2 separate regions of the Homo sapiens genome follow, and region 2 is linked to region 1. A link is a contact called in ENCODE Hi-C or POLR2A ChIA-PET data. All regions are on one chromosome and are shown on one strand. Each heading gives the region's core, a stretch centred on a gene start or an enhancer-like site at or near the end of the contact. The rest is flanking DNA. Distances are from core to core; before and after follow the strand shown. Region 1 holds the start of EHBP1L1 (EH domain binding protein 1 like 1). Region 2 has its middle 8.8 kb from the start of DRAP1.

The links. A loop is a pair of places that touch in the nucleus more often than their neighbours do. ChIA-PET counts read pairs that join two places held with the same protein, here RNA polymerase II (POLR2A). Pooled maps may share reads with other maps.
Region 2: a pooled map shows a loop between it and region 1 (4-fold over the local background). The contact joins the enhancer-like site here to the promoter of EHBP1L1 in region 1. A Hi-C loop is called at or near these places in 2 of 168 maps with a recorded cell type or tissue (heart right ventricle and naive thymus-derived CD4-positive, alpha-beta T cell), 7 of 37 single-sample maps with no recorded cell type and 15 of 50 pooled maps. POLR2A ChIA-PET finds 5 or more read pairs at or near these places in 6 of 52 experiments (GM12878, H1, IMR-90 and 3 more).

Annotation. Positions count from the first base shown.
Region 1 is chr11:65,574,166-65,578,323 of GRCh38, reverse strand. EHBP1L1 (EH domain binding protein 1 like 1) reads right to left here and starts at 2,271. Exons shown (of 19, transcript NM_001099409.3): 1 at 1,918-2,271. The coding sequence starts at 2,021. FAM89B (family with sequence similarity 89 member B) reads right to left here. Exons shown (of 2, transcript NM_001098785.2): 2 at 4,134-4,158. RefSeq lists silencers at 652-946, 1,997-2,096, 2,157-2,216, 2,227-2,646, 3,667-4,158 and an enhancer at 3,157-3,296.
Region 2 is chr11:65,926,119-65,930,276 of GRCh38, reverse strand. No RefSeq gene overlaps it. Among named protein-coding and RNA genes, the nearest start is that of DRAP1, 8.8 kb to the right of the region's middle. RefSeq lists enhancers at 1,865-2,159, 1,874-2,303 and a cis regulatory region at 1,840-2,405. Within about 2 kb of position 2,021, at least 11 of the 41 ENCODE cell types and tissues checked have a DNase peak (open chromatin) inside an H3K27ac peak, as active enhancers do; they include GM12878, where a contact is called at or near this core.

The DNA of each region.
Region 1 (4,158 bases), core at 1,022-3,521:
AGAGGGTCAGCCTGTCATTAACCAACACCGCCATCCCTCGCCCACCATGTCCAGCCCTTTGCTGGGCGCAGGGGTCCCAAGGAGGATCAGCTTTCGGCAAGATGATGACAGTGGAGCCTGGAGGGCAATCAGAAAAGACTTCCAGGGGGTGACATCTAAGCTGAACAGCATATGCCAGGTCAGACATGGAGGAGAGGCAGAGGCAAAGCCAGAGGACAGAGATGGCTGCGCAGGGCCCATTCCCAGGCACTGAGTGGACTCATGGCTGGGCCTGGGGGCAGAGGGCCCCTTGGGGTTAGATGTTCAACTGCTGCCCAGGAGGGGTGATGCTTGAGGGGACGATCCGGCCCAGGGCAGCACGCGAACTGGCCTTGCCTGTACCCAGCCCCATGCCTGCACCCTCTCGTGATGCTGGGGTTTGCCCAGCTCACTGTTCGTCTGAGGCCAAGCCAGGATAAGTGCCTCTCTGTTAACCCTGAGGATGCTGAGGCCCACAGAGGTTTGGAGCCAAACAAGTTTACACGGTTGAGCCTAGAGCCCTCCAACCCAGAGCCAAGTTCCCTTCCCCAAGCCCAAATTGCCAGCGATGGCAGAGCAAGGGTAACTAAGGGGCCTTCCCAGAAAGGGGAAGCGGACAGGGGGTGCCTAGGGAGGGCAGGGCTTGGCTGGGCAGCCTGACTCAGGCTGGGCACGCCCTCCTGGGAAGCTGCAACCTGGGCAGGGGCAGCTTCCCGGCCTGGGCTCCAGGCTAAGCAGCCCAGGAGGCCCTACCCACAGCCGCCTGTGACTCAGCTGCGTTGACACTGCCGGCACCCTCAGCCTGCTGTGCCCAGTGTTTCCCTGGCCTCCCGCAGGATGCTGGAGCAGGAGCCAGAGGCCAGAGTTCAAGTGCCAGCCCCCAAGCTCTCCCAGGCTCTGCTGAAAGATGTGAATGGCCCTCTAGCAGGCCCAGTGTGGGCAAGGCCAAGGATATGGCAGCTGCCCAAGGGACCCCAGCCTCCTGCTTACTCCCCTCCCCCTGGACCCCATGGTCCCTTCCTGCCCCAGCCCTTCCCCTGGGGAGCCTAAATTTAGCCCCGCCTGGCGGGTGAGGCCCCCACAGCTGTGCCCTAATCCAGCCAAGGGAAGCTGACACCAGCAAGCACGTATATTTAGGGTGTGACGCAGGGGCCTGGGCAGCTATGGGTGGCGGCATGTGAACGAGATGCCCCTGAACCTGTTGGTAGTCCAGGCTGGGGCCTGCACCCTCTGGTGAATCACCCCTCACCCTGCCACCTTGCCCTCCGCAACCCTCTCCTCCCGGACCCACAACCTCCTAGGTCCTCAGGCCCCTTTAAGCTGCTCCCCGCCTCCCTCCTCAATCCTCCCAGCACTCAGTTTCCCCTTTTAAGGACATTGTGGAGATGTTTCCAGCCTCCCAGCACTCTGGCTGAAGAGGCGGGAGTTGGAGGGGTTCTTCTGGCTCAACAAGATGGCAGGGGAGGAGGGGGCAACATCTCTGTTCTTAGCTGGACTAAGTAAGGTCAGGGAGGCTCCTGCCCCAGCCCTAGCCACCTGCAGACCTCAAAACTTGATCCCTTTTCCAATGCCACCCTGAACCACCTTTCTGGCACAAGACATGCGGCCTCCCTCCCCCAGCCCTGACCGCAGCTGAGGAAGGAGTGGACACAGGCAGAACCTCAGGCCTGAAAGTCCTGACCCCCGCGCAGGGAAGGCTGCCCACGCCCCCAACTCCAGGGGTCCCACAAATTGCAAGGGCACTTCTGAATCTCCGAGCCTGGGAACGGAACCAGGGCCCAAGCTGGGGTGGGGGCCCATTTGGTCATTGGGCTGGGGGGGCAGAGTCCTCTCAGGCTCAAAGGGCCGGATGAGGTCCCAGCAAGTTCGGGGGAGCCCCCCCGCCTCCCTCCCACTCACCATTTCTTGGTGCACTCCAACACTAGCTCGTGGTAACAGGCCACGAACTGGAACTTGGCCGCCCGCTTGCCCACGCGCTGCAGGCGCTTCCACACCGAGGTCATGGCCCCCGCCACCCCGCCGCCCACTTCTCAGGCCCGGGGCTCCCGCTGGCCCGCCACCGCTGGCCCGGCCCGGGTCCCCATGGCCTGTCCGCGCCGCCCGCCCCGTCCGTGCGGAGGTGTCCCAGGCTCCGACCCGGGACCGCGCTCTCCGCTGCCGCCGCTGGGGCCCGCAGGGTGGTCTGGCTGAGTCTGCGGGGTCGCCTGGGGCGCGTCGGGTGGCGAGCGCGGAGCTGGGAGCGCGCCGTTTCCTGGAGCCGCACCCCCGTCGGAAGGCGGGCGGGGCTCCGGCGCGGGGCGGGGGCCGGGGCAGGAGCGCGGGGGCGGGGCGACCCGGCTTCCGGGGCCTCGCGCCGCGACCCGGGAGCGGGAGCGGGGGCGGGGGAGGGGGGCGTGGAAGGGGTGTCGCCCGACCGCAGTGCCCGCTCGGTGCGCGCAGAGGCTGCGTGGAGAGAGGGCAACCAGCAACTTGGTGCCACCCTAGAGAGCGCTGCCCGGGCCGCCTTCCTTCCTGCCCGCAGCCCTGGGAGGTACGTACTACTGGCCCCCTTTCAACGGCTGGGAAAACTGAGACCCAGAAAGGGGAAGGGACTTGCTCAGAGTCATACTGTGAATGTGGACGAGGACCAGCTCTCAACTCCAAGGTGCAGCCACCCACGTCTTAACCAGAGCAGGAAGGCGTCAGTAACCTCGGTGGCCCAACCTCAGAACCTGACTCTGCTGTCAAGGGGGAAGATAATCCCAAACCCCGACAAGTAGCTGGAGAATCATAACTGACCTCCAACCAAGTGTGACTTTGGGCAAAGCGCTAACACTCTGAGCCTCAGTTTCAACGTCTATTAAATGGGGATAATTGTAGTTCCGCCTTTTAGGGAATCCCTGAGAGGATGAACCTCAGAAGGCATTTAGCAGAAAGCCTGGCTGATTTTGCCATGCCTCCTTATTAAATGGGATGCGCTATAATGGATGGGGAAAACGTGTCATTTTTGTGTATGTTTACTCTCCCTCCCCAGGAAAGCCTGCCTGGAGCGTTAGCAGCTGTGAACCCCTAGATTAGAGCCCTTATCGCCTACCCACCCGCCCTGCATGGTAATGAGCCTCTGCAGGTGTCAGCTGCCCTGGGGCAATAGGTCAGTTTGTTCCTTCCCGCTGCTCTGCAAGGTGTGTAAATGGACAGGAGCCCGGTGCGTGACTGCTACTTGGTTTAACGGGATGTCTGAGTGCCAGGACTGCCATCTGGGCTGCATCTCCAGGAGGCAAATGGCTGCAGCAGGGCGCGGGGATGTGCTGTTCGTCCGCACACCTCGGTGTGCGGCTTCACCTCTTTTCAGGAGGTTGTGAGGTGTCGTGTGCGCGTGTAGGGGGCTGAGTACCCACTGTCTCCGAACGTGCTGGCTTCTTCCGGTGGGCTTGACAACTGGGTTTGGTTCTCAGTCCCAGCGGTGTGGGTCCCCGGTTTCCTAAGAAACCTTCCACAGATAACTGTAAAGACCGCTAGTGCTGTGGGGAGAGCCGGCGGTCTTCACAGACTGAGCGGGGAATACGGGTCCCTGGAACCCCAATCAAACTTCACCGCCGCGGAGTCTCATGCTTGGCCTCCGGGAAGGCCCGAGGTGCCGCGACTTCACTCCCCTCGGCCTCTGCCACCCCTCCCTCCCACCCGCGGGGCGTGAGGTCCCAGGCCGTTCCCGGAGGCGCCTCCCCCGCCCCCGCCGGGGCCCCTTGCTCCGGCGACTCCGGCCACCCATTTCCTGCGCCGCCTCAACCCCGCCCCGCGCGGGGTGGAAAGTTTCCCTCCTCAAGGTGGGCGGCTCCTTCTCCTTCCTTCCCGGCAGGCAGGGAAAGCCCGAAGCGAACTGGGAGGAGGGAGCGGGGGACTCGGAGGTCGCGGGCGAGAGAGGGGAAGTGACTCGACCGCAGTCACCCGGCGGCTGAGCCAGGCTCGGCCAGCAGGCAGCGCCCCCAGCCCCGCCCCGGCGGGACGGCAGGGCCTTCACTCGGCGCGGGGCGGGGGGGGAGGGGGTCTCGGGCGCCACCTGCTGGCAGAGCGCGGGGCCGCACCTGCCACAAACACCGCGGTCTTCCCGCCCCAGAGCCAGCCAGGCAGAGCACAACGACGCTGAGTGTATTTATTTATCTA
Region 2 (4,158 bases), core at 772-3,271, 350 kb before region 1:
GCCTCCCGAGTACCTGGGGCTGCAGGCGTGCACCACCACACCCAGCTAATTTTTGTATTTTTAGTAGAGACAGGGTTTCACCATGTTGGTCAGGATGGTCTCGATCTCTTGACCTCGTGATCCGCCCTCCTCAGCCTCCCAAAGTGCTGGGATTACAGGCATGAGCCACCACACCCGGCCTAAAATTTTTTGTTTTTAGAGATAAGATCTTGCTATGTTGCCCAGTCTGGACTCACATTCCTGGTCTCAAGTGATCCTCCCTCCTCGGGCCTCCAGAGTAGCTGGGAGTGCACCACTGGTAGCACGGGTGTATACCACTGCACCCATCCACATTCTTGAATCTCCATTTCTGTTTTTTAAATTTTACCTTCCTTGTTCTTGTTGGAAGCCACCTCAGGTGCACTGGGAATGTGGTTTGCAAATTAATCAATGGTATTTCATTTATTCGGCAAGCATACAATGATGTCTTGTAGTAGTCAGGTCTCTCTAGCATACAATTGGCCTAAATACATTATTAAAGATAAAAATAAATGTCTTCACCCATTCTCTGTTGCTTATAACAGAAAACCTGGAACTGGGTAATTTATTTAAAAAACGGAGTCTTGCTCTATCGCCCAGGCTGGAGTGCAGTGGTGCGATCTCGGCTCACTACAACCTCCACTGCCCAGGTTCTCGCAATTCTGCAGCCTCAGCCTCCTGAGTAGCTGGGATTACAGGCACCCACCACCACATCCAGCTAATTTTTGTATTTTTAGTAGAGATGGGGTTTTGCCATGTTGGCCAGGCTTGTCTTGAACTCCTGATCCCAGGTGATCTGCCTGCCTCAGCGTTCCAAAGTCCTGGGATTACAGGCGTGAGCGATTGCACCCGGCCACATGTGCTGTCTTGAGTCTCACGGCCACCCCTGACCAATGGCTGTGGGGAGGGTATCTTGACCAGCGGTCCTGGAGGTGCCACCTGGTTGGAGTGGGGTGGGCGTCAGTTCTCTAGGGATACGGATATGATTTGGGGTGGCCTGAAGGAAGAAGGGCAGGGCAGACCCATGCACAAAAACATGCCCACCACGTACCTACCACGTGCCAGGCCCTGTGAGACATCCTGGAGACACAGACGTGAATCCGACAGGCCCTGTGTCCCCAAGAGGGGCGCTTTCCAGAAGTGGAGGTGAAACCTGCAAGCACAGTTATCCCAGCCAGAGCATGGGAAGAAACTTGGAGAGGGGACAGGTGAAGGACTTGGGGAGTTCAAAGGATGAGGAGGGACTCTAGGTTCTGGCCTTGAGGAAGTAAGGTGAACTGAAATTGCCCTTTTTCTACAAACAGCTAAGAAACTGGACAAAGCACAGGAAACAAGTGTTTTCAGATATTAGACAAAGGGCAGCTCAGGGCTGTGATCCCTGAAAAACGGAAGATAAAGGGGAGGAGCCCTGACATTGCATAGGTGATTTTCCTACCACTGCACTGGGAGGGCAACCGTTGTTCTCACCGAGTTAAGAAGACGAGACCAGAGTTTGGGAAGGCTCATCTTCAGGGCTTCTGATCTAACTGAAGACAGGCCCAGATATGGGTATTTTAAAGTTCCCCAGGGTCGGCCGGGCACAGTGGCTCAGGCCTGTAATCCCAGCACTTTGGGAGGCCGAGGCGGGTGGATCACTTAAGGTCAGGAGTTTGAGACCAGCCTGGTCAACATGGTGAGAACTTGTCTCTACTAAAAATACAAAAAATTGCCAGGCGTGGTGGCGAGTAGCCTCCCCAGCTACTGGGGAGACTGAGGCAGAAAGGAGAATCACTTGAACCTGGGAGGCAGAGGTTGCAGTGAGCCAAGATCGCGCCACTTCACTCCAGTCTGGGAGACAGAATGAGACCCTGTCTCAAAAAAAAAAAAAAGAAAAAAAGAAAAAAAAGCTCCCCAGGGTTCTAAGATGTAGCCAGGGTTGAGAACCACTAGGCTAATCTGCAACTCCAGACAAAGGCGGAAGGGGGGCAGGGAACCCACAAAACAGAAACCAAACTCTAAGAAAACGGGTAAGAGGAAAGTGAAACCGACTCTGGGCACCAGGCTGGAATGGAAGAGCATCTGTGGCTAAAAACAGGGCAGCCGCACCCCCCTGGAGGAACCAGGGCCCTGCCCACCCACTTGCTTGCTGCGGCTTCAACACGCTGGCCTCCTCGGGGTCCCCTCTCCCCACTACCCCTGGAGAGGCGTGAATGTACCTATTTGTTTACCATCAGTCTGCTGCCCCTTCCCCCAACTGGACTGAGCTAGGGAGCAGAGGCTCTGTGTGTTTTCTCTGAGTTCACCTTCCCCAAGCCCAGAGCAGGGCCCGGCACAGAGTAGGTACTCAGCAAATATTTCTTGAGTGACTGAATGAAGACAATGTATGATCCCATGAATCCTGCAGGGCCATGCTTTACCCTGCCCTATGTGATGCTGTCCCCTGAGGTTGGGCCCATTCTGACAATGTCTTTTCTGTTTTTTCAACACAGGGTGCATAGAATCAAGCAGACATGCGCCTTAGTTTGGGGCACTCCATGCAGCCATAGGGCCCTGAAAAGCTTCCCTTTTCTTTTCTTTTTTGTTTGTTTGTTTGTTTGTTTGAGATGGAGTTTCGTTCCTGTTGCCCAGGTTGGAGTCCCATGGCACGATCTTGGCTCACCGCAACCTCCGCCTCCCGGGTTCAAGCAATTCTCCTGCCTCAGCCTCCCGAGTAGCTGGGATTACAGGCATGCGCCACCATGTCCGGCTAATTTTGTATTTTTAGTAGAGATGGGGTGTCTCCATGATGGTCAGGCTGGTCTGGAACTCCCAACCTCAGGTGATCCGCCCACCTTGGCTGCCCAAAGTGCTGGGATTACAGGCTTGAGCCACCACACCCAGCCTAAAGCTTCCCCTTTCAATGGACTCTCCCCTTCCCTGCATCCCAGTCCTACTCCTGCTGCTTTGAGCCACGACATCCCCTTGTCTGTTTAGTACATGCCCTTCCAATCTGCTTTCCAGGATCTTATTTCCATAAATGTCCATAACAGCAGGCACCATTTATTGGGTGCTTACTGTATGCCAGGCACTGTGCTGAGCGACTTACATATCATATCTCATGAAACCATCACATGTCCCTGAAGGAGGTGCTATTATGATCCCCGTTTTACAGATTAGAAAATAGAGATAGGCTGGGCAAGGTGGCTCACGCCTGTAATCCCAGCACTTTGGGGGGCCGAGGCGGGCGGATCACCTGAAGTCAGGAGTTTGAAACCAGCCTGACCAACATGAAGAAACCCTGTCTCTACTAAAAACAATACAAAATTAGCCGGGTGTGGTGGCGTATGCCTGTAATCCCAGCTACTCGGGAGGCTGAAGCAGGAGAATCGCTTGAACCTGAGAGGCGGAGGTTGTGGTGAGCCGAGATAGCACCACTGCTCTCCAGCCTGGGTGACAAGAGAGAAACTCCGCCTCAAAAAAAGAAAAGAAAACAGAGGTAGAGGCCAGGTGGGGTGGCTCATGCCTGTAATCCCAGCACTTTGGGAAGCTGAGGAGGGTGGATCACTTGAGGTCAGGAGTTTGAGACCAGCCTGGGCAACAAAGTGAGATCCCATGTCTCAAAAAATATATATATACATATATATATGTGTGTACATATATATACACACACATACACACACACACATATATATACACACATATATAGGCACACACATATACATATAAAAATACATATATTTGTGTATATAGAGACATATACATATATATTTGTATCTATACGGTCTCGTCCATGTTCTGGAGCCGAGCATCCCTGTAACTTGGAAGGAATGGCCTCAGGTGTGGCGGGATAGGTTGTTAACTTCACCTCTCCATGCCCTGTTCCACACACACACCTGTGTTTAAGTCCAGACCCACCCTAATCAAAGGCCCTGTACCAAAAAGGGGAGGGACCAGACCCGTGGTGGAGGGTCTGGATCACAAGTACCATTCCCTTGCCTTTCTTTTATTTATTTATAAAAGAAAACAGGCCAGGCACGGTGGCTCATGCCTGTAATCCCAGCACTTTGGGAGGCCGAGGCTGACGGATCACTTGAGATCAGGAATTTGAGACCAGCCTGGCCAACATGGCTAAACCCTGTCTCTACTAAAAACACAAAAATTAGCCGGGCATGGCGGCACGCA